3 separate regions of the Homo sapiens genome follow, and regions 1 and 2 are each linked to region 3. Evidence: chromatin loops called from intact Hi-C (ENCODE). Cell type or tissue: HepG2. All regions are shown on one strand. Region 1 has its middle 200 kb from the start of MIR4642. Region 2 has its middle 160 kb from the start of MIR4642. Region 3 has its middle 140 kb from the start of RUNX2-AS1.

Region 1 (8,000 bases), 1.1 Mb before region 3:
AGGCAAGCAGGGCAGGTAGAGGAACAAAGCAGGCCTTGAGGGAGAGAAAGGCCTGAACTAGAATCCTGCTGACCTCTCTCAGCCTGAGTTTTCTCATCTTTAAATCGGGGCCAATGACCTCCTTGATGTGCAGTCCTTGTGAGGCTGCAAGGAGGCAGTGTGAGCACAGAGGCTGGTACGGGCGGGTGCTCAGGGGAGGAGAGGGCCCGTGCTCTGGCCTCCCACCAAGGCCTCCTGTGTGCTGTTGGAAATGGACTTGGCACAAGCAAGGCTTTGTTTCCTTTTAGAAAGCCACCCCAGTGCCCCACTCCCAGGCTGCCTCTCCGATCCTCCCCTCAGCACGTGGAGCTGGGGCTTGTCACTCAGCCCAGGAGGGACCTAGAGCAGGTCTTCAGTACTGGAAAGAGGAAGAACTCCCCTTGCGGGGAGGCTCCACCCAAGCAGGGCATGAAGCAGGAGGTGGTGGGCCGGGCACAGGAGACAAACCCCGCCTGCTTCCCAGTTTTGCTCCGAGAGTTAGCCTTGGCTAAGTGGAGCTCACCAGCCTCCCACACAGTGAACCCAGAAGTCTTCAGCCCTCAACATCCCCGTGTGTGTGTGTGCACGTGTGTGCGTGCGCATGCGTGCGTGTCCATATGCATGTGTGCACGTGTGTGCCCGTGTGTGCGCATGTGCATGTGTGTATGTGTGCATGTGTGTGCCCGTGTGTGTGGCGTGTGTGTGTGTGTGTGTGTGGTGTACTTCCTGCTTCCTCTAGAGCTCTTTCCTTGTTTCACTCTGACACTGTCTTTGACCGCCCTGAGCCGCTCCCCCTCCCCCTCCCCAGTGGTTCTGATGCTGCCCCTTAGCAGGTAGCTTTTTCAGATTCCTTCACTCTTTTCCTGGGTCTGCCTCTTTGCCTCTTGCCTGATTTCCCCTGGAGCCCCGGGGGATCTACGCTCCTGCAGGGCTGTGCCAGCCCTGTGAGAAGGAAGCCAGAAGTAAGAATCACCACCTAGTGCTAAGGGCAAAACATTGCGCCCAGTAGGTGCTCAGGCCAGGTCTGTGAGGGCGGATTTCAAGGATGAAAGCGGAACCGTGGACATTGAAATGTACATTGTGATGTATTTTCAACTCTTCTTTCTTCAAAGAAAAATAATTGGATGTAAAACGCTCCTCTCGCCCCTCACCCAGACTTCTCCTTTGACGCTGATTTTCCCAGCTCAGAATCAAGTATAGCATCGCTGAAGATCACCAAACTGCTACTTAGACATTTTAAAGATGCAATTTGAGTTCCAGGCAGGGAAAAGGGGTGGATAAAAGAGATTATATGATAATGACATGGCTGTGGGAAGCCTGTCAAATAAAGTGCATTTTCTCTGGTGGGCAGGCTATTTCTGGAGCTGTACGTGGGTCCCTACACTGAGGGGTGTGTTTATCCTAATGGGAAGCAGGACTGAGCTAAGCCACAGCTCCCTGTACAGTTTTTAAAGTCTTAAGATACCACAAGAGACATTTGCATTGTCCAGAGGACACATTTAGTCTGCCCTGGCCCGTTTAATGTGTGCTGACTTGGCTCTGACAGGGGCTGGAGGAAGGCAAAGGGAATTCTTACAGCAGAAGTGGGGAAAGGTGCATCCATCCAAATGTGCCCATTAGGATGCTTTTAGATACAAGAAAGAGAAAAGTCAATACTAACTGACTAAAATCGTAAGGAGTGCATTAGATCATCTCAAAGTAGCCCAGAGTTAGGGCTTCAGGTAGGGTTTGATCAGGGTGCCAATTCTGTTTTCCTGTGACCTTGTCTGCTCTGCCCCCTTCTAGTTCTTTGTCCTTAGGCTGACTTCCCTCATGGCTGCAAGATAGCTGCTGGCAGCAACTCAGGCAGTTGCTTCTTTGGTCACGTCCAGGGAGAAAGAGAGGAAAACATTTTCCTTTTGGTCTGAATGGGTCAACTGAAGCCACGAACTGGACAATTGGAGCCACTAGGCTAACATCTTCTGCCCTTGGCTTGCCCAGAGTTCTGAACCCCACCCAAGCAAGGAGGTTTGAGTGACTCTAACTGCTGGGATTGGATTCCCACGAGGCACAGGTGTCACATAGGAGGGTCAGGCCCAGGCCCAGACTGGACTCTGCTAGGAAAGTGGGGGAAGGTGGGTTGGAAATGAAAGCAGTCAAGCAACTAACAGCTTTTCCAGCCAGAAACAAGGGAGCCCTGTTGTAGCAGAGCCTCTTTTGTGGGCTGAGACACTGTCAGCCTGGCCTTTCTGCCTCTCAGAGCTGTTGGGGATCATGGAAGATGATGGAACGGTAGCAAGGCAAAATAGACATATATATGTATGTATAAAATATATGCCTATAAATATCTCGTGCCTCAGTTTTCTCCTCTGTAAAATGGACATAGCAATCCTGCCTTATCCTTCACAAGGAGAAATTTCATGTACTATTTTCAGTGCTCCTAGAGACCAGCTAGGCTAGCCAGATTGGGCTTGTTTTCCCCCAGAGAGGAATGATGACAACTCCAGCCCCTTGGTACCCTCTCCCTCTCCTCCCATCTCACCCTGTTCTAGGTTGGTCTTGGCAACATTTCCTCTGGAAAATAAGAAAAACAAATTTTCCCGGGGTTATCAATCACTGCCCCGCTTGACACATTGGGGCTGGGCTTCCTAGATCTGAAAGGGAGCACATATCGAAGCCCACCTGAGCTTGTGTGCCAGGTCTCTCCAGGAGCCCTGGGGCAGCTGGTCAGGGACAGTCAGAGGGGTGAAGCCTGCCTGGCTGGAGCCTGAGACAGGAAGGGAGAGGATGGGGTTGGAGCCTGTCCTCCAGGCCAGGGGCAGACCAGAGGGGTGGGTGAGCAGGGGTATTCTAGAAGGAACAGGGTCTGCTGGGGTGCTGGGGAGACACGGTGGGTTTCTGTACTCTGCTGTCACAGACAATGCAAGTTTCACCTGGAGCTGAAACCTCGGCCTTGAGGCTGCCGATTTCAGTCCGGAGGGAGCCCTTGGGAAGCGGAACTGATCATTTCCCAAGGCCTGGCCTCACTTTTCACGAAGATAAGGCAGCACTTCAGCTTCCTCTGAGGCCGGCAGCCCAGGAGCTCCTCTGTCCCCCTCCCTCCTTCTACAGGTCTTGTCTGCAGCCTGTCTCTTCTAGTATGGAAAAAGACAGAGAAACATGCAAGCCCAGAAACACACATGCAGCACATGCATCTCTTTCTCTCTCCCTCCCTCCCTCCCTCTCTCTCTCTCTCCCTCCCTCCCTCCCTCCCTCTCTCTCTCTCTCTCTCTTTCTCTCCCCTCTTCCAGGCCTTCTGTGCCTGGGCCCTCTGGCCACATGTGGAAAGGCTGTATTCTGTCTTAATGTAATGGAGGCAAGGCACAAAAAGCCATTTTCCTCTGCGGGCCCTCTTGCTCACTAAGATGGAGGAACTGGGAAATGCCCTGAGGAAGGGCCATGGGGTTCCTCCCCACTCAGGCCCGTTCAGAGCACATTCCATGCCCAGTGCCCTGCGGGGAGAAGCTGCTCCTGGTCCCCTACAGTGCCTTAAACAAAATAGTGACTACATACATAGCATGTAAGAGCTGGAAGGGATCATAGGGGGTTGGATGGTGAGGCCAGGACAAACCTGAAGTTTGACAGAGGGACAGGGGCCCAGAGAAGACTCTGCTGCAGCTACACAGGGCCCAGCCTCCCAGGAGACATGTCTAGCAGCCTAGGGAAGGGCTGTGTTCCCCAGAGCCCTCAGGAGCCCGCTGAGAAAAGCCTGAAGTTGCCAGAGCTCAGAAGCTCACCCCTGCTGACCACAAGATGGCAACAGAGCTTTGTATGAGCCCCAAGCTCGGGCGGGGGCCGGGGCGGGTCCAGCTTGCTGGGAGGAACGGACCCACATCCTTACCTCCATGGTCTGAGTATTCTTCTGATGCCTTCAGATCAGGATGAGAGTTAATTTAATGTGGGTCTGGGTGTGTCTCTTTTCCTGTTTTATTGCCTTGAGCTCAGTTCCAACTGTACCTGATGAGCGGTTCTGATCTTTCCTCTGTCCCTTTTACCTATTCTATAAGCTCCATAGGAGGGTGGGGGTGGTAGGAAGATGCCATTCAACTCACAGCACTCTTGAGAAGCTAGGTGGAGGTAAGCCTAAGATATTAAAAACCTGTTAGACAGTATAGATGAATGTGCATAATTTGGTGCTATGTGTGGTGCTGAATTTATATTTTTCATTTTAGAAGAAGAGCTAAAAGTGGCATTTCAACCTGGAAACAATATTGCCTGGAGCACAAAACCCTCTCTCCGGCAGCCTTGCAGGCTCCCTTCACCCCACCCTGTCTGGTGCTCTTTCCCGTCCAGCCATGCCTGGCCCCTGGGTGGGGCTGGCAGCTCTGGGAGAAGGTTGGGAAGGGGAGTGGAGAGTTGGGGGTTCATACCATCCACTGGCCAGGATCCCACTCAAATTGCTCACTCCATGCCAGCGGACTCCTGTGACGTGGCCAGTCGGGTATCCATTCAGGAACTAATTCCCATCAAGCTGTTCAAATAATGGTCATGGCTCCAACTCAGCCTTGGAAGGCTGTGGTGCCAGGGAAGGGAAGAACAAAGCAGAGAAGCCACCGTGCCTCTCAAACCTGCCCTGGTTAAGGATTGATGGAGAGAATGCGGGAGGAGAATGAATGCATTGGCTGCGCGAATGAATGGTGTGAATTAATGAGTGGTATAAATGAAGAAAAGGACGCCGTAGTGAGGAGAGGCAAGCTCTTCATCATATGCCTCTGGCTGGCCTGTGTGTGTTGCCAGCATTTTCGTGCCTCACAGATGGCCATGTGGCTTTGCAGAAAGTGTTCATAGACACCCAAGAAGTCAGCCATTGGATGATAGGACGCTGTGTGAGGAAGGCTTAACATGTTCTCTGCTTTGCTGCTGTCTCTGCCCTATGGAGGTCCTGTTGAAAAGTTGACTCACTCATGTAAAAATGAACATTTCGACCATGTCTGCCTGTCAGAGGCATTGGTTAGAGACCCTCTGCATGCTGCCCAAAAGACAACTTTGGAGGCAGCTCCGTGCATGGTCAAGGGCAAACATTATACATATTTTTATTAAGTATAGAAACTGTGTGTGTGTATATATATATATATGTCTCACATGCATAAATGTACAGTTGATCCTCATTATTTGATAATTCTGTACTTGCAAATTTGGCTACTCACAAAAATGTATTTGTAACCCCCAAATCAGCACATGTGGTGCTTTTGCAGTCATTCTCGGACATGGGCAGAGTAGCGAAACATTTGAGTCACCTAACCGGTGGGTGCATTTCCAGCTGGGGACAAACAAGGTGAAGCTCTGCTTTCTGTTCCAGCTCTCAAACTGTAAATAAGAGTTCTTTCTGTGGTCTATTTAGTGCCACATTTTTCACATTTTTGTGCTTTTCGTTGGTGACTTCACTGTTTAAAATGGCCCCTAAACATAGCACTGATGAGCTGTCTGTGTTCCTGCGCCAGAGAAGGCTGTGATGTGTCTTACAGAAAGTAAGACGTCTTTAAACAGAAACACACTGAAACAAGGTTATGTATTGATCCGTTGACAAAACGTTGTGACCAGAGACTCACAGGGGCCTACCTTGTATTTCCCCTGGAAGCAATGGTTCAGTATTTGCTATTCCAGTGCTTGTGCTGATTTTATAGAATATTGCTACCACAAATAACAAGAACATAAATATATATATTCAGTATCCGAATGAAACAAATATAGGCATAAATAATAAAACATCTCCTATCTACCACTCTCCAGCTCTGCTCCTCTTTCGTAGGGAAACATTGTTAACAGTTTAGGGTGCAGCCTCTGACATCTCTTCTATTAATTTACATACATAAAAATTAATATATATTACATAACATGCATAATTTTTATGGGAGTATTCTATGAAAGGAATTATATATATATAAACTATATATATATATAGTTCACCTTTTATCACTTAGATTAGGGGTTGGCAAACTTTTTCTTTTTCTTTCTGTATTTTTTTGGCTTATAAACAACAGAAAGGTATCTCTCCCAGCTCTGGAGGCTGGAAGGCTGAGGTCAGGTACCAGCACGGTCAGGTTCTGGTGAAGGTCTTCTTACTGGTTGCAGATGGCCAACTTCTTGTCGTATCTTCTCACCAAGACTGGAGAGCAGAGAGACTGGCAAACTCTTTCTGTGAAGGGCTGGAAAGTGAATATTGCTGGCTTTGTGAACCCCATGGTCTCTGTCACATGCGTTGAACTCTGCTGTTGCAGTGCAAAAGCAGCCGTAGACTATATGGGAATGAATGGACATGGCTGTGTTCCGATAAAACTTTATCTGTGGGCATTGAAATGTAGATTTCATGTAATTTTCATGGGTCATGAAATATTGTTCTTCTTTTCATTTTATTTCAACCATTTGAAAATGGGGAAGCCATTCTTAGCTTATAGGCTATTTAAAAACAGGTGGCAGGCTGGATTCAGCTTATGGGGCTTAGTTTGATAACCCCTGATTTACATGGTATCTTGGAAATCTCTCCCCGTTATGACATGTAGATCTACCTCATTGTTTTAATGGCTGCCCAGTATTCCATTGCATGCATTTAGCTCAATTTATATAACCTTTTCCTTATCAATGGACAAGTAGGTTATTCCAAACATTTCACTTAACAGAGTATCTTTGTGCGCATACCTTTATGGATATGTGTATTTCTATGGAGTAGAATTCTAGAATTGGAATTGCTGGGTGAAAGGGTTAAAAGGTACGTACACTTTGAAAGTTGATACATTCTGTGAAGACAGAATGAATACATTCTGGAGTAGGCCAGAAATTTTTTTTTTCTAGATTTATTATCCATCCATAGAGCTGGGCTTCTTGTGAGAAGTAAGTGGTCCATACTCTCTTGCTCTGTCCCAGAACGGAGTACTGCACCTAAGACCTGTCTAAATAAACTCATGTCACAGGGGTGCCGTGGCTCATGCCTGTAATCCCAGCACTTTGGGAGGCTGAGGCGGGTGGATCACTTGAGGTCAGGAGTTCGAGACAAGCCTGGCCAAGATGGTGAAACTCTGTCTCTACTAAAAAAATACCAAAAAACTTAGCTGGGTGTGGTGGTGCTCTCCTGTAGTCCCAGCTATTTGGGAGGCTGAGGCAGGAGAATCCCTTGAACCTAGGAGATGGAGGTTGCAGTGAGTCAAGGTCACGCCACTGCACTCCAGTGTGGGTGACAGAACGAGACTCCATTCTCAAAAATAAAATAAACTCATGTTTATTTTATTAATATTGCTCCATGGCTGCCCTTATTATAGGGTTGGTCAGGAGAGAGAGGCTAATAGCATCCAATCCTGCAGAGATATTGAGTAAGAGTGTCCTGGAAATGGGCCTTACTTTGTTGAAGTAGGAACCAGAGGAGCTCTTGGGGAGCATAGCCTTAGGAAAGAGCTCCAGTGTCCTGTTTTCAGGGTTGGGCAGCTTAGAGGAGCCTGTTTATGGGGTCACACCAAACAGACTGGCCTCCCGTGGGCTGGATGTTTGCCTCAGGGAAGCACAAGGAGCAAAGTCAAAGACTAATAATTCATGCCCAGCTGCTGGACCAAGGGTAAGCTGAGGCCACAAACGGGAAGACAGCCGGGTGAGTGAGGCAGAGGCAGATGGGGACTAAAGTGGGGGGTTGTGATGAGCAATTCAGGGATTCAGGACGGAGGCCGTCAACCCAGGCGAGCAGCATAAGCCATGCCCAGCAGGGCTGCAGCTGAACTCAAGCCAGGTGGCAGGGAATCATGAGTGGGCCAACAGGAAATATCGATAGTGTGGACAGGGCTTCCTTATGAGAAATTCACCTGTGTTAGGACAAAAATATGGCAAGAACTACGTAGGACAGCAGGGCGAGAGAAGATTTCTTTTAACTTCTGTACAGGCTGAAGGAAGCAAACCAGCAGAGAAGGGGAACATGAACGGTCAGGAGCAAGGAGAAGGGGTATTTGGCACCTAGTAGATAATCAACAACACTGGATCATTCA
Region 2 (8,000 bases), 1.1 Mb before region 3:
GGAGGCGGAGAGGCGCTCTGATTTTTAGAATTTTCAGCTTTTCTGCTCTGTTTTTTCCCCATCTTTGTGGTTTTATCTACTTTTGGTCTTTGATGATGGTGACGTACAGATGGGGTTTTGGTGTGGATGTCCTTTCTGTTTGTTAGTTTTCCTTCTAACAGTCAGGACCCTCAGCTGCAGGTCTATTAGAGTTTGCTGGAGGTCCACTCCAGACCCTGTTTGCCTGGGTATCAGCAGTGGAGGCTGCAGAACAGCAAATATTGCTGAACAGCAAATGTTGTTGCCTGATCGTTCCTCTGGAGGTTTCGTCTCAGAGGGGTTCCTGGCTGAGTGAGGTGTCAGTCTGTGCCTACTGGGGGATGCCTCCCAGTTAGGCTACTCAGGGATCAGGGACCCACTTGAGGAGGCATTCTGACCGTTCTCAGTTCTCAAACTCCATGCTGGGAGAACCACTACTCTCTTCATAGCTGTCAGACAGGGACATTTAAGTCTGCAGAGGTTTCTGCTGCCTTTTATTCAGCTATGCCCTGCCCCCAGAGGTGGAGTCTACAAAGGCAGGCAGGCCTTCTTGAGCTGTGGTGGGCTCCACCCAGTTTGAGCTTCCTGGCAGCTTTGTTTTACCTACTCAAGTCTCAGCAATGGTGGGCGCCCCACCCCCAGCCTCGCTGCCCCCTTGCAGTTCGATCTCAGACTGTTGTGCTAGCAATGAGCGAGGCTCCGTAGGCATGGGACCCTCCAAGCCAGTCATGGGATATAATCTTCTGGTGTGCTGTTTGCTAAGACTGCTGGAAAAGCACAGTATTAGGGTGGGAGTGACCCGATTTTCCAGGTGCCATCTGTCACAGCTTCCCTTGGCTAGGAAAGGGAATTCCCTGACCACTTGCACTTCCCAGGTGAGGCGATGCCTCGCCCTGCTTTGGCTCACGCTCAGTGGGCTGCACCCACTGTCCTGCACCCACTGTCCCACAAGCCCCAGTGAGATGAACCGAGTACCTCAGGTGGAAATGCAGAAATCACCTGTCTTCTGCGTCGTTCACGCTGGGGGCTATAGACTGGAGCTGTTCCTATTTGGCCATCTTGGAACCACCCAGTCAATCTGACTTTAATCAAAAAGTGCTGAAAGAAAAAAAATACAATTTTTCTGGGATGTAAAACAAAATTTTTTAAAGGGGAAATTGAGTGGTTTATTTAAAACTCTGACCACCTTGGAACTATTTGAAACTCTGTGTCCCTTTTAAATTTTGTTGCTTCTGAGTTAATAGGTAAGATTATAGCAAGGAAGAATAGGGTAATAGGAAATAAGGGAGAGGATTTGAAACATAAGAAGTGTCAGTTTCAGAACTTCAAGAATGCTGAATTCCATGTCAAGTCCCAGCATCCTGCCCCTTAAGCCTTTGGTGAGGCCACTGCATTCACAAGGATCATCTCTGTTGCAAACTGTTGGAAATCAAAGCCATGTGCAAGGCTCATTGCTCTACCCCATGACCTGCCTTCAGCTGTGTGTGCCATTTCCTGCTCCTTGTGGGGTCTGAGGACCCTGGAATCTCTAAGCCTTTCCAAGTAGCAATTTCATCCTTGGACACTCTTACGGCAGCAAAGACAGAGCAAGTGATATCATTAAAATGGATGCAATGGGTGTCTCTTGTCTTTTTTTATTATTTTATTTTATTATTTTATTTATTATTTATTTTTGAGATGGAATCTTGTTCTGTTGCCCAGGCTGGAGTGCAGTGGTGCAATCTCAGTTCACTGCAACCTCTGCCTTCTGAGTTCATGTGATTCTCATGCCTCAGCCTCCTGAGCAGCTGGTATTACAGGTGTGCACCACCATGCCCGGCTAATTTTTATATTTTTAGTAGAGATAGGGTTTCACCGTGTTGGCTAGGCTGGTCTCAAACTCCCAACCTCAAGTGATCCGCCTGCCTCTGCCTCCCAAAGTGCTGGGATTACAGGTGTGAGCCACCTTGTCTGGCCTTTTTTGTCTTTTTAAAATAAGGCATTGTTACAGACATGAGATCATTTCTTATTCTCAACCACCAATGACCTGTGTGCTGAATAGGAGAGACTGAATTCCCATTTCATAGGTGAGAAAACTGAGAGTTGCTCAAAGTCACATAGCTCATAGGTGACTGAGATGGAATGACAGTTCAGGTTTCCATCTCTACTCTTCTCCCAGGCCTGCATGGGCAAGGGGCAGGGGCAGTTATGATATCATCACCCATGAAAAACAATCCCAAGATCATGGGCCTCCTAGCAGGAAAACAAAACAAAACAAAACCTGCAAGAGAAACCAGCTACAACTATAAATCCAATTTCATTAGTAAGAAAACTGAGGCCCAAGCACTTACTCATGAAAATACCCACAGGGGATCATCTCCAAACCTGGGTTTTGTGACTTTTGTTCTACACTCACAGTGGATTTAGTGTTCTAGATTCTGATACTTTTAACTACCTAACTCAAAGAGCTCCTGAGAAAACATAATGTGATTGTGCTGGGTTCGATACCCGTCACATAGAACGTGCTCAGTAAATATTAGTTGAATATTTATCTTTCTAGGACTTAGTTTTCTAGTCTGTTAAAGACGGTCAATAATCCCTGCCTGCCTTCTCCATAATGTTGTTAAATGCTTCAGATGAGATTGTGCATATAAGATAACTTTGAGAAATAATGTTAAGATGCTTTGCAGTTATGTGAACTTTCTCAGTTAAAACTGTGTGGAAGTTGCAGGCATTCCTCTATAAGTGGGATTCTAGGCACATATCAGCTTTTCTCACACCCCTTTCACAGCAGAAGAAATGATTAGCCTTATTTTGGAGACAGAGCTATTGAGGAGTGATTTGCTGGTATCAACATAGAATAGAAGACTGACCTTGTACTAGAAAGATGTAAGTGCCCAAAGAGAGGCAGGAGAAGGCAGGAGAGTTTGTATTCTCTCTTCTGTAGGGTTCATAGAGGGACAGAATCTGTGCTGGGCCTTAAAACGTGGGTAACATTGGAGCACATGGAAATATTAGGGGCAATATCAGGCTCCAGAAACCCTGTGGATGCAGCAGGGAGACAGGAAGGCATTAGAGGATGCAGAGGAGATAGCAAGTCCCCTCATTCAGCTGGAGCATGGGGAAAATAAAGGGATGGGGAAAATAAAATTCATCAGACCCCACCCAGACCAACAGTCCAGCCTCTAGACCAAAAAATGGACTGGAGGGTTCTGGACATGTGACAGGAAGGAAGATCCTGCCCAACCCCTGGGGAGTGAGGGAGGGAGCCCAATCTAAGGATTTGCTCTGAAAACAATGTAATTTCAAAGCTTTAGGAGGTGTCTTTATATTGCTAAGGGTGAGACCTGGGAAGATGTCCCTTCAGTTTAGCAAAACAGTTGATGGGTTTTTCTTTTCCCCGTCATTATTACTTTTAATGAAAAGTTAGGTTCAGATAACAATTAGGTCCAATAACAGTTAGGGCCAATAATAAAGGTTACTAACATTTATTGAACATTTACTATGTGCCAAGCACTGTTGGAGTAATTGTGTTAGTTTCCTGGGGCTACCACAGCAAATTACCACACACTGGGTGGCTTAAAACATTTATTCTTCACATTTCTGGAGGGTGGGAGCCCAACTCAAGTGTGGGCAGGCCATTGTCCGACCCGAAGGCCATTCTTCCACCGGAGCTCTAAGGGAAAAGTGGAAGGTTTTTCTCAGCTTGGCTCCAGGTGTTCCTTATCTCATGGCTGCATCACTCCAATCTCTATCTCTCTCTCTCTCTCTCTCTTTTTTTTTTTTGAGACAAAGACTCACTCCGTCACCCAGGCTGGAGTGCAGTGTCTCGATCCCAGCTCGCTGCAACCTTCACCTCCCGAGTTCAAGTGATTCTCCTGCCTCAGCCTCCCAAGTAACAGTACAACAGGTGCACATCACCATGCCTGGCTAATTTTTGTATTTTTAGTAGAGATGGGGTTTTGGCACGTTAGCCAAGCTGGTCTCAAACTCCTGGCCTCAAGTGACCCTCCTGCCTCAGCCTCCCAAAGTGCTGGGATACAGGCGTGAGCCACTGTGCCCAGCCTTCTGCCTCTGTCTTCACATGGCTTTCTCTGTATGTCTCTCATAAAGACACTTGTCACTGGATTTAGGGACCACTCAGACAGTCCAAGATGATCTCATTTCAATATCCTTAACTTCATCTGCAAAGACCCATTTTCCAAATAAGTTCATGTTCACAGGTCCTAGAGATTAGTATGTGGGCATATCTTTTGGGGGGGACCACTGTCCAGCCTATTATGGTGGCTTACGTGCATTATATCATTTAATCCTCAAAGGGTGGTTGCCCTGTGGGGTAGGTAATATCATTACCTTGATTTTATAGATAAGGAAACTGAGACTCAAAAGAGGTTAAGTAACCTGTTCAAAGTCATATGGCCAGCAGGTGGCAGAGTTGAGATATAAAGCCCTCCAGTCTGGCTCAGGGGTCTGTGTACTGGTAACCGTCATGCTAGTCTGCCTCTTTGTGATGTGTGAGAGAGCTATCATTCTAGGTAATTAAAAAACAAACAAAACCCTCCCCCAAACCCAGGAATTTGGAATCTTCCCTTGGCATGTAAGAGGATAGGGGGTAAGAAATCTTAGAAAGGACAGAAGATGTGGTCGTGGAGATGTAGCTCTGACAGGAAGAACAGATGCAGCCAGGCCTAAGGGGAAGGACAGCCCACAGGAAACTCCTCTGCATCCCAGCTACTCGGGAGACCAAGCTGGAAGGATTGCTTGAGGCCAAGAGTTCAAGACTAGCCTGGGCAACATATCGAAACCCTGTCTCTACAAAAAATAAAAAATCAGCCAGGTGTGGTGGTGCGCGCCTGTAGTCCCAGCGACTCAAGAGGCTGAGGCAGGAAGATCGCTTGAGACTGGGAGTTCAAGACTGCAAAGGGCTATGATCATGCCACTGCACTGCAGCCTGGGTGATAGAGCAAGACCCCATCTTTAAATAAATAAATTAAATAAATAAATAAATAAAGACTCCTTTGAGTGTTGTGTGACCGAGTGTGAGTGTGAGTGTGTGTGTGTATTGGCATTCAGCCCCTCTGGAGCAGCGAGGGCTCATACTGGATGTGGTGTTGGTTCCTGTTGCATCCTGGGCTGGTATCTTTTCACGTTCATCTGCCACCCATGGCAGGCAGGGATTCGAGGTAGGCTGAGGAAGGGAGGAGGAGCTGGGGGAGTCACATGAGGGGTCCCAAAAGAAGACCACAGCCCCGGGAGGGTAGCCCTGGGAGGGAAGCCCTGAGGATGGACACCTCCCAGGAGTCTCTGGAACTTAGGAACAAAGCAACATTTTCCACATTCCTCTAGGATGAGCCTGGAGCCATTTCATTCATTCGGCTGTTAGAGGAAAAGGGTCTGCAGAGGGCCGCAGGGCTCAGGTGGTCTGGGCCACAGGAGGTCAGAGAGGTCACCTGAGATGTGGAGGGAGGGCAGTCCTCCCACACTCACTGACAGAAACCACCCCGTCCACAGGAGAGGAAGCAGCCCCTAGCAGCTGCCGTCCTGGGGCCAGCCAGCAGCTGCAGCCCTAGGAGGAGGGAAAGCTGCCTTCCCCACCCATCTCTTTCCTCCAAGGCTATTCTGGGAAGGAGGGGCTGTGAGGACTGAAGCTGGGAGGGGGTGGGGGACAGAATTTGCCTGGACTTTCTCTGCTGTATCTGTTTGACATGTTGGTTTCTTGTTTCTCACCTACACTCTTGGCCTCCAAATGGGAAAGTGCCCTTGGCAGACAGAGGGACAGCCTAAGGAAGGACCTGCCCTGTCCCCAATTTGTCCTGGCTCCCCTGGCTGGGTTCTGACTAAAGCCTGCACCTAATGGGAGTCACTTGGAGTTTTGTGGGGAAGGGATAATGAAACAAGGTGTCTTACAGCCCCGCAGGACCTCACAGTCCTACACAAATGCCAAGCGACTATGGCCACTGCGTCAAGGGAGTTGAAGGTCAAAGAGACCCAGCCAATCTCTCTGACTCTGGTCCCTACACCATTGTCCTGCTGACCTGGTTCTTGGTGAAACCTGGTCACTCAAGTCTACTCCCGGCTGTGCCTTACCCCAGTTAAAACAAATCAAGGGCTGGAGAGGAGGGGACAGCAGGTGACAAGCTGACATCCTGAAGGCTAGCAAATGGGGCAGGTGGGGTGAGGAGATCTCTTTGGACTTCATTTCATTTTTCATGTCTGCTGCCCAGGCCTCAGGAGAGAAAAATTAGACATTTTTATGGGTGGCAAAGTATGCAGCCTGATGGGGGTGATACGATGAGGGTGGTGGCAGAAACTTGGGGCAGAGATAGAGCTCTCCAAATATTCCAGGTGCCATTGGACTCCCCAGCCTCCTGTGGAGTTAAGGTCAGTCATGGGGTTAGTTCTGGCCAAGGGACCACGAGCAGAATGATGTGTGTTTCTTCTGGGTTGAGGCAGGTAAAAGCCAGTGTGCCTTTTCCATTCCCCTCTTCCCCTGCTGCAGGAACCCTGGAGACCATGTGGTCCAGACAGCTGGACTGCAAGATGGAGAAAGGCTGCCCAACCTGCACTGGAATTTTCCTGAGGGAGGAATCCACCTTTATTGTGCCAAGCCACTAAGATTTTGATGTTTGTGGCTGCTAGGACTAATTACTTAGATTAATGCAACCGCTTATGTCAATGCAGCTCCTGGAGTTATCCAATATCACTTGCTTTTCCTAACAACCCTGGGAGATCATTTTCATTTTTCCCATTTTACAGGTGAGCAAATTGCAACAGTGACTTACCCCAGGTCACGTAACTGGATAGAGAATAAGCAGATGGGACGGTGGGAGGTTAAGTGCAAGTAGAGAGGTGGCAATAGGGTGAAATGAAGAGGGCCCCCCACTTGGTGTAGAGAGCCAGGCAGAAGGTCAGATCGAGGTGGGGAGAGAAGGAAAGAAAGAAGGGAGTGCTTTAAGGAGAATCTTGACTCCTTCCTCCCTCCATATCCTTAGCCTCAAAGCAGACTTGGGACCCTTTGGAGTTGAGGGGGTGCCCTTGTGTGAGGCACACAACACCAGGAAGGTAGAACCACGCAAATGTCTTTGGGGATTCATGTACCTGGTTCTAGGTGTGCTCTGGATAGGCAGGCAAGTGGTAATAAAACCACTGAGATTGCATAAAACATGGTTGAAGGGAAATGGCCAAAGAAATGCTGTGCCCCAAAGCTGCCCTCATTCAACCAGGCTGGCATTGCTCAACCTGGTTTTGAGCTCCTCTTTGAAATGTGAACATTTACCAGCCACATCCTTTATGGTTAAGCCACTTAAATGCTGGTTCTGTTTTTCTCTTTCTGTATTGTTTTTTATTTATTTTTGAATAGATTATATATATATATATATATATAGATATATATAGTTAAAACATTAAAAAATATCTAAAGGTATATACAGTAAGAAGATGCTCTCCCACCCATGCCCTCTGTCTGTCCACTTCCCATTTCACCTCATAGGCACCCACTGTGTCTAGTTCATTATTTCCATTCAGATTTTATTTTGTACATTTGTAAGATAATTGAGATGTACATTATTTTTATCCTTGTTTTTCTCATGAATACTGACACTCTATACTGCATCTTGCTTTTTCCCCTTAATACAACTTGGAAGTATTTTATACAAGGATAAAGAACATCAAGATCATTCTCTCTCTTTTGAGTAGATGTATGGCATTGTAAGGATGTACCACAATTTATTTAACCAGTTTTTCACTGACAGACATTTGGCTTGTTTCCAACATTTTGCTATTATAAATAACAATGCAATGAACATCCTCTACATATGTCACTTTGCATATTTTCAAATATACTTGAAAGATAAATTCCTAAAAGTGGAATTGCTAGGTCGAAGAGTATATGCATTTTACATTTTGATGATACAAAAGTGCCCTCTATCAGGGTTTGTTGTGGCAATTTTTTCCCCCTACCAGCAGTGTATGAGGGTACAATTTTCTTTTTCTTTTTCTTTTTT
Region 3 (8,000 bases):
GTTGTCAGAAACATGATCACATAGTGAATTTGCCAGGCAAATTGTGAAATATGAGTCATGGTTCTATTTGTTCTGCAATTGTGAAAATTGCAAACTTTTTATCAAGATAAAAACTGAAACTTTGAGTGTCACCTCATGGGGGGAGCCCTGACACTCTCACGTCAGACTGTTCTCCTCACCCACCCCCACGGCTCTGGTCACGCTATGCCTCTGCCAGGGACCAACCTGCTGTTTAGTGTTCAGCACCCAGAGAGTGGCTTGCCCGGAGGCCCTTTCAAATACTGGTCACAAGCACTGCTGTTAGCCTGACCTCCAGCTTGCCTGTCAAGTAGAGGCTTGGTTGTCCTGGAGGCACTGCCTCTCTCAGCCCCCTCCCCTCCTACTGTCCAGACTCGAGTCCAGCACTCCCTCTACCCGTGTGCTCTCCATATCCCTGCCCTGTAGCCAGGGACTCCCAGTCACCACTTACCTAAGTTTCATTCTCTAAAGACCCTGGTAATTGGAAATAGATTCCTACTAATGCACTAATTTGTTACTCCTCAAGAAGTAAATGTGATCTTAAAGTGATCTTAGGTAGATAAAGTCTTAATCCACTGGTTTCCTGAAGTCCTCATCTTCCTTGGATGTACCTGAGGGTCACTATAGAAAGCTTGGAACCCTCCGCCCTCTATCAGAGCTCCAGCCAGAGCTGTTCTGATTTTATACGCCTCCTTAAAAACACTCTATACTGGGGTCACACAGTGTGATCTATGAAAGGGTGGGCTCTGGAGCCAGACCAGGCAGGATGGAAACCCAGCTCTAGCACCTACAGCTGTGTGATGTTGGGCATATCATTTAACTTCTCTGTGCCTTAATTTTGCCATCTGTAAAGTATGAACAGTAACAGCACACTGTATCTACCTTGTAGAATTGTTGGACTAAATGAGTTAAAACATCTGGCATACAGTAAATACTACTTAAGAATGCGCTAGTATCGTCTACATAGGGGCCCTCAGAGATTTTGTTTGAAAGAGGGTTTCCACTGCTTTACAAAAAGGTAAAACAAACAAAGCTCCAAACTCCCACTCCCTTCACTCAAAATATGAATAACTTACTGGAATGCCACCACCAAGGGTAAGTTTCTTGGCGCCCCTCGGATCTTACCTAAATGTGGGGCTGAGCCGGCTTCAGGTCTGCCCATGAACTGGATCAATCAACTCAAACCAGCATTGTTGTAGCTGCTGACTTAGGGAACGGAGTTAAGTGCAATATCTGAGGCACTTTATTCATTTTATTGTTCTCTAGGTTTTTAAAAGTTGTTATTATTAAGCTAATAATGTTAGGCTCTATACCTCATGAGTGCCCAGCAAGAGGCCATTGGCTCACGGTGTCAGAGGAACCATGTGAAGAAATATTTCCCAATTTTTGAAGTGAGAGGTCAGATATTAGTATCAAAGATCAGATGTTAGTATCAAATAACACTGTGGCATCTGCTTGATTAGAAATGAATGAATAAACTAGCCCACTTTTCAATTATTGGTGACAACTTTTTTATTTTTATTTTTATTTTTAGAGACAGAGTCTCATTGTGTCACCTAGGCTGGAGTGCAGTGGTGCGATCTCGGCTCACTGCAACCTCTGCCTACCGGGTTCTAGCAGTTTTCCTGCCTCGGCTTCCTAAGTAGCTGGGACTACGGGCACATGCTGCCACACCCGGCTAATTTTTTGTATTTTGATAGAGACGGGGTTTTGCCGTGTTGCCCAGGCTGGTCTCAACTCCTGAGCTCAGACAATCCACCCACCTCAGCCTCACGAAATCCCAGGATTACAGGCGTGAGCCACTGCACCCAGCCTGGTGACAACTTATTATTGGACAACATCTTGACCACTTGGGGCAGGTGTCATAGTTAATTTCTAACCAATCTTGAGGTCCTCAAACGTGGAAATGATGCTCTTCCTTTCTTTTTAAGACTTTTTTTTTATTTTCATGGACTCAAGGAAGGTACTTATTACATGACAATGTAATTCTCATTAGCAGGGGCAGCAGCGACGCTGAGTTGCGCAGCAAACACCGACTTGAGCGTGGCTGAGGATCAAGGAGGAGAACTGAAGCATGCACCAGTTGCCACCACCAGGGCAGTGTCCCACCGAACACAGGGCTATCAGCACCATGCCCCACTTGTACCCCAAGCTCCACTATGATGCTGTAAATATTCCATTGCTTGAAATGAAGGGTCATCATGGTGAGGATGAAGACAGACGCAGTCTCTTTGTGTCTGAATTTGAGTAATGGGTAGGGGGTGGGTGCTTCCACAGGGTTTTATTGCCCTTGGATCTCAGAAATATTTATTTTCAGTTGATTAATACTCTGCCATTTATACTGACCACATGGCTTCAGTTTTAGAACTCCAAAAACACAAGGGCTGTTGGGTAGAACAGGAAACAAATTTTAGGAAGTATGTATCACAGTCCCCCATGACATTTTCTTGTGGGTTAGTCTTAAGTCATACAGGCATCAGAATTATAATCCTGAGGAAATTTCTTGTAGAAAGAGAGGATTTTCTTGTATGTCTGTACCTCTACACTCAGAAGAATGTTGTGGTATTATTTTATTAGCAATGTAATGATAGCAGTTAACATCTGGCGAGTGCTGACTATATGCCAGGCATGGTGCTGAGTGCTTGCTTTTTTTTCTGAGATGGAGTCTCGTTCTGTCACCCAGGCTGGAGTGCAGTGGCGCGATCTCGGCTCACTGCAACCTCCGCCTCCCAGGTTCAAGTGATTCTTCCACCTCAGCCTCCCGAGTAGCTGGGATCACAGGCACCCGCCATCATGCCCGGCTAATTTTTGTATTTTTAGTAAAGACGGGGTTTCATAATGTTAGCCAGGCTGGTCTTGAACTCCTGACCTCAGGTAATCTGCCCACCTTGGCCACCCAAAGTGCTGGGATTATAGGGGTGAGCCACCTCACCTGGTCCCTGAGTGCTTTTACATAGATTATCTTATTTATTCCTTGCAATAAGTCTGTAAAAGTAGGTGCCATTACATTTTAGAGATGAGAAAACGGAGGTTCAGTGGTTCTAGGTGACTTGTCTGAGGTTATCTGAGTAGAAGGTGACAGGGTTGGGATTTGAACCAATGTCTGGCCCCAAAGCCTGGATGCGTCCCTTTATACACACAGGCTCTTCTAATGAAAATGGGGCATTTATTTCTGTATATACTGTGGCTACGTTCTCCAAACAGTTCGGAGCTTTAGAAAATATTTTGAGAATTCTCACTCAGATAGACTTTCCGGCAAATACAACTTATTTTGCTTGAGAATTTCCCTGTTTCTTGCACCTTTGTCTATTCAGCTTGGAGAACCAACCTTGGGGAACAAAATCTCCCTCCACCTATCACAGACATTTTCTTTGAGACAGCAGCTGAGCCACCATCCACAGCTTCACCTATCAAGACAGGTGTCTCTGTTTTCCATGAAAGGTGTGACTGCCGGAGATCTCTGTCTTCAGCATTCTCCACCCTTCCCTCCCAGTGCTGCAGAAAGCCTGGCATAGGGTCAGGCTGGTGAGGCTGGATCCAGGCCTACCTTCTTGAACTTTAAGCCGTAAGTGGGACATTTACAAGGGAAAGATCCCTTCTGTGGAATCTCACTGTGAAGTTTCAAGGGCTGCTGCCCCACGCCCACTATGGGCGCTCATAGCCAGGGCTTCTCTGCGTGTCTTACTCTCATCTCTACATCTTTCACTCTCACCGTTATCTCTGAAGAACCAAAGGGAGAAATCACAGGAGTTGGAAATTCCGATGAACCTTTTGCTCTTAGTTGTTGTGCTGAGGCTGGGTGAGTCTCATTTTTAGAAGAAGATGGTGAGAGATTAGTGACCGTGGCTGCTAATCAGCCTTCATCTGAGGAGGAGGACTGCAGAGCCCCATTTTGTCAAAATGAGAGGGAAAATAAGGCAATGAGGCATGTGAAAGGGAAATGTGTTTTTATTTCCTTAAAACCATGCTTTACTGAAAGAGGCACACTGCTTGGGTCTCAGGCGCCCGAGGTGGACTCTGAAAGCTGGCTCTGAGAAGGGAGCGGGAGGGCAGAGAAGGGGAAAACCCATCTGGGACTTTAGCGAATTTTGAGCTATTCAAAAGTTGTTGATCTTGCCAGATTCCAACTTCTGACAGCTGCTAAATATGGCACCTGAGAAAATAGCTTTGATTTTGTAATTTGGAAATGGGAAGGGAAAATTCATTAGGGTTAAATGCACAGAAAGAACACCAGCGGCTTTCCTGTGTCCATCCAGAGGCTTTTAGAGACTTATTGAGTCCTGGTACACAGAGAGTAGATGTGAGGTCCCGCAAGGACGAAAAAGACATTTCCTCCCCTCTGAGCTTGGGCACTAACAATGACAAGCTGAAGGCAAAGGCTGTTAGGAATTCGCCTCTATGCAACATCCCCCTCTACTGGATTCTTGCATGGAAAACAGCACCCTTACAGCCTCTGCTGCCCTAGAAGGTTTTCAGAGCTCTTTCTCTATGTTAACACACACTTTGGAGTCGCCAAGGCAATTTCCCCTCCCTTCTCTATTATTTCCTTGATTAAGATGAAACATTCTGTAAATGCACACACATCCAAGAAAGATAAGACACCAGAGAGAGAGGAATGAAATGATGATGGGGTCAGTGTGGAATTTTAGGACTCCAGAAGATTGGGTTGTTTACCTAGTGTGGGATTGAGGGCCAGAGAGGGGGGCCTTGCTGGAGGCACACAGCTGGTAAAAGGCAACACTTATGCTGGAACCCCACCTCTCCCGACTCCCCTTTAGTGCTCTTTCTCATGTGACAGAGTGACATGTATATTCAGAGTGATTGAACCTTGAACGTGGTTTCTGGTCATGGAAACCACAGGGCTTGTCTAAGGAGAAGGTGATCCTTCTGATTGTTTCTCTTGCAAGATCTCCTTCTCTGACCTGGGTGGACTTACTGCAGTTGCAACTGACCCCAGGGAATGGGGTCAGAAATGGTCTGGCCCCAGGTCATTGGTGATCCATAGACCATAAGTCCAGGCAGGGAGCCTGATACCATGAGAAGCACCTTCATGTCTTCCCCAGTCACAGGGCTGGGGCCTTCCCTATTAGAGTCAAGTGCATCTACAGCAGTCTGCCCAGTAGAAATTTCCACAATGGTGGAAATGAGCCATGTCTGCACTGTCTAATATGTAGCCACCAGCCACATGTGACTTCTGAGTCCTTGAAATGTGGCTAGGGTGACTGAGGAACTGAATTTTGAATTGTATTTAATTGTAATTAATTTAAATTTAAATAGTTACATGTGTCTAGTGGCTACTTGATGGACAGGACAGTTCTAGGAAAGACTTGTTGACATATATACATCACTTGGCCAATGAGACAGTAGTTTTCTTATTAGGTGCTGCTTGATAATTGGCAGGGCTGCGAGCAGAGGACAGAACCTGGGATGTGGCAGAACAGCTTGTACAAGCAGTGCTGGAGCAGGAGGAAAAACACCAAGGCTAAACTCTTGCTTCTGCCCCAGAGTAGCCGCATGAATTTGGGAAACACTTGGGACTCCATGTCTTCATCTGTAAAATGGGGAGGTGATTTGGTTCTCCACCTCTTTGCCTCAAAGGAGCCCTTTTATTATTTTTCCTCTATTGATTCTTTTTTAGACAAAAAAGCCTGTCTATGACACAAGCAACATTTACTGAAAGAGGAATTGTTGACATTTAAAATGACAAACTTGTAATCAGAATCTTTAACACCAGCTAACTAGAATGAACACAGTGAGTGGATATAATTCCATCCAAAAGCAAAGCACCTGAGGCATAATTAGCCTGTCTGGTCTCATGTGTAGCACACTCATATGCTTATGAATGGCTTTAAAAATACGAAGAATACCTCTAGGACTCCCGTTATGGCCTGCTAGGACATTTAGGGGGCTCAGGGACCCAGGTTAGGATCCAGATGAGATGATCTCTACCTTCCTTCTGGGTCTTAGAGTTATGAGTCCAAGGAGGATTTGATGGGAGGATGTGGTCAGGAGTGAACAAGTTAGTACAGCACTTTTGGGGGAATCTGGGCCTTGTTGAGGGGAGGACACTGAAATGTAGATGGGAAAACCATGCAGGAGAATCTCACCTGATTCACGCTTTTGCTTAGGGCACTGCTTGGGGGCTACTGGAAAATGTTAGAGCCATCTGGGCCAGAGATGGCATCCGGATCAGGCAGCCACCAGCTGCCAGCCACCATACCAGGCTGTTCTTCTTTCCCTCTGGGCACCACCTCCAACAGTGGGGGACAGGGCATGAGGCAAAGGGCCATTTGCCTCCCAGCATGCGACCCTCCGAGGCTGTGGAGGTGCCACAGAGAGGGTGGTGGGAGGAAACCCAGAGCAATGAAGCAGAACCTGAGAAAACTTCACACAGGAAGCTGCAAGGAAGCTCCTTCTCCCGCTCAGAGGGTCTGTGAGAGTGGAATGTTCTCTTTGAAGGATGTGCTTTCAGGCCGAGCTGACATCTGTGCAGCACTTCTGCATGCTCTGGCCTCAGTTACCTCATTGGATTCATACAGTAGTTTTCTAGGAGGGAGAAGATATTAGTCCACCTTACAGGCAAGTAAGCAAAGGACCTGGGAGGCCAAAGACCAGCATGAGATTATTTAGCTTGCAGATGGCAGCTCTGGTATTCACACCCAGGACGGTGGAGGCTCTGACCCTAGGCAGTATGCCCTGACCCTGTGATACGCTGCCTCTGATGACAGGACATGACCTGTGATGACCTCATCGCTGTTGCTCCTATTACCTGGTACCGTCTTGGGAAAGGACACCTCCTTTAACTCAAAACCAAGAATGATCTCTCCTTGGTTTTCACATCTTCTGTCCTTTACTTATTGTGGCTGGTTTATGTGTATAGGTTTTGATTTTTCAAAGATCTTTTTCACACAATCTAATTTTATTTTCTCAAGAACCCTTGTACGTAGGTGGAGCCAACCTCCTTGTTCCTACTTTACAGATGTATAAACTGAGGCCCAGAGAGATACATGACTTTGTCATTGACTACAGGGTTCGATTGACTAAGTAAAAGAAATTTTCTGGCTGGTACATTTTTGCCCTTTTGACCTCTACATCTGAAGTATCCACCTTATAATGTCAGTACCCTTCTGACACTTTTTGTTGTTGGTGGTGGTAAAAAAGAGGTCTTTATTCACTCCAGTTTTGATCATGAATCAGTGTGCTCCTAATCTCAGCAATGTTTGTAGTAAGGATAGAGGTCTTAAAGTCTTTAGATGGTTCAAAAATCTTGTGAGAACAGGATTTTCTCAGTGTTTGTGGGTGTCTGTATTATTCCATTCTTTGAGGGACCTCCGAGAGGTACATCCCTTCGAGGCCAGGTGCAAGCTTCGATATGCTGCATTAGTCATAGCAACTAATGAGCATGAAGGCGCTTTTGAACAGCAGAGCATGCTCTCAGTGTGGGGACTCTGGTTTCAATAACTTACTTTGTTTGGTCAGGCTGGGGCTTGGTCGAACATGGTGCACAGCGTTGCTTTGTACCTATGCACTTACTTATTTTTAAATAAACATTAATTGAGCATCTACTATTTGCCAAATGTTGTTTTCTGCACTTGTGTTGTCATTTTCCCTTTGAATAAGGCTCATGTTTAATTTGGGTTTTGTTTGGGGAGAGTACCTGGGCATCTGGAATAGGATTAAAATAATCATAGCCCTCTCTTTTCCCTTCTTAACTCTTCAGAATTTATTTCCCAGGGGACGGTGTTCAGTTGTTTGATTTTACAATTTATGATGATGGAGGATTTTTTTTTCTTGCATTAAATGCTTGCCAAGGAAGTGTGTTCTACAGAGGGTAGACATCAGGCTGGAATGAGAGTCTGTGGTGAGGACAGCTTGACAGGGGAGGGGCCTGCGACATTAATAAACGGAGATCATAGAGGAACAGGGGTGGGGAGCACAGGGCTTTTGTTGGAAAGATATTAATAGGGATAATGCTTACATTC

What was found. Peaks named below come from ENCODE experiments on the same cell type or tissue, not always from the same donor. Only the 100,000 strongest peaks of a DNase experiment are listed, where the experiment ranks them.
Region 1: a loop joins it to region 3, with 23 times the contacts of the local background. A loop is called at or near these places in 10 of 110 quality-filtered maps.
Region 2: it touches region 3 in a loop (20-fold over the local background); 11 of 110 quality-filtered maps call a loop at or near these places.

What each region holds. Positions count from the first base shown.
Region 1 is chr6:44,626,816-44,634,815 of GRCh38, forward strand. No RefSeq gene overlaps it. Among named protein-coding and RNA genes, the nearest start is that of MIR4642, 200 kb to the left of the region's middle. RefSeq lists enhancers at 109-616, 617-1,124, 2,978-3,598, 4,221-4,840. In HepG2, a CTCF peak has its summit at 3,793 (motif pointing right); a DNase peak (open chromatin) is centred at 3,796; H3K27me3 peaks cover 2,933 bases.
Region 2 is chr6:44,589,225-44,597,224 of GRCh38, forward strand. No RefSeq gene overlaps it. Among named protein-coding and RNA genes, the nearest start is that of MIR4642, 160 kb to the left of the region's middle. In HepG2, a CTCF peak has its summit at 4,430 (motif pointing right); a DNase peak (open chromatin) is centred at 4,437.
Region 3 is chr6:45,710,488-45,718,487 of GRCh38, forward strand. No RefSeq gene overlaps it. Among named protein-coding and RNA genes, the nearest start is that of RUNX2-AS1, 140 kb to the left of the region's middle. RefSeq lists a silencer at 4,245-4,539. In HepG2, a CTCF peak has its summit at 4,426; a DNase peak (open chromatin) is centred at 4,424; H3K27me3 peaks cover 453 bases.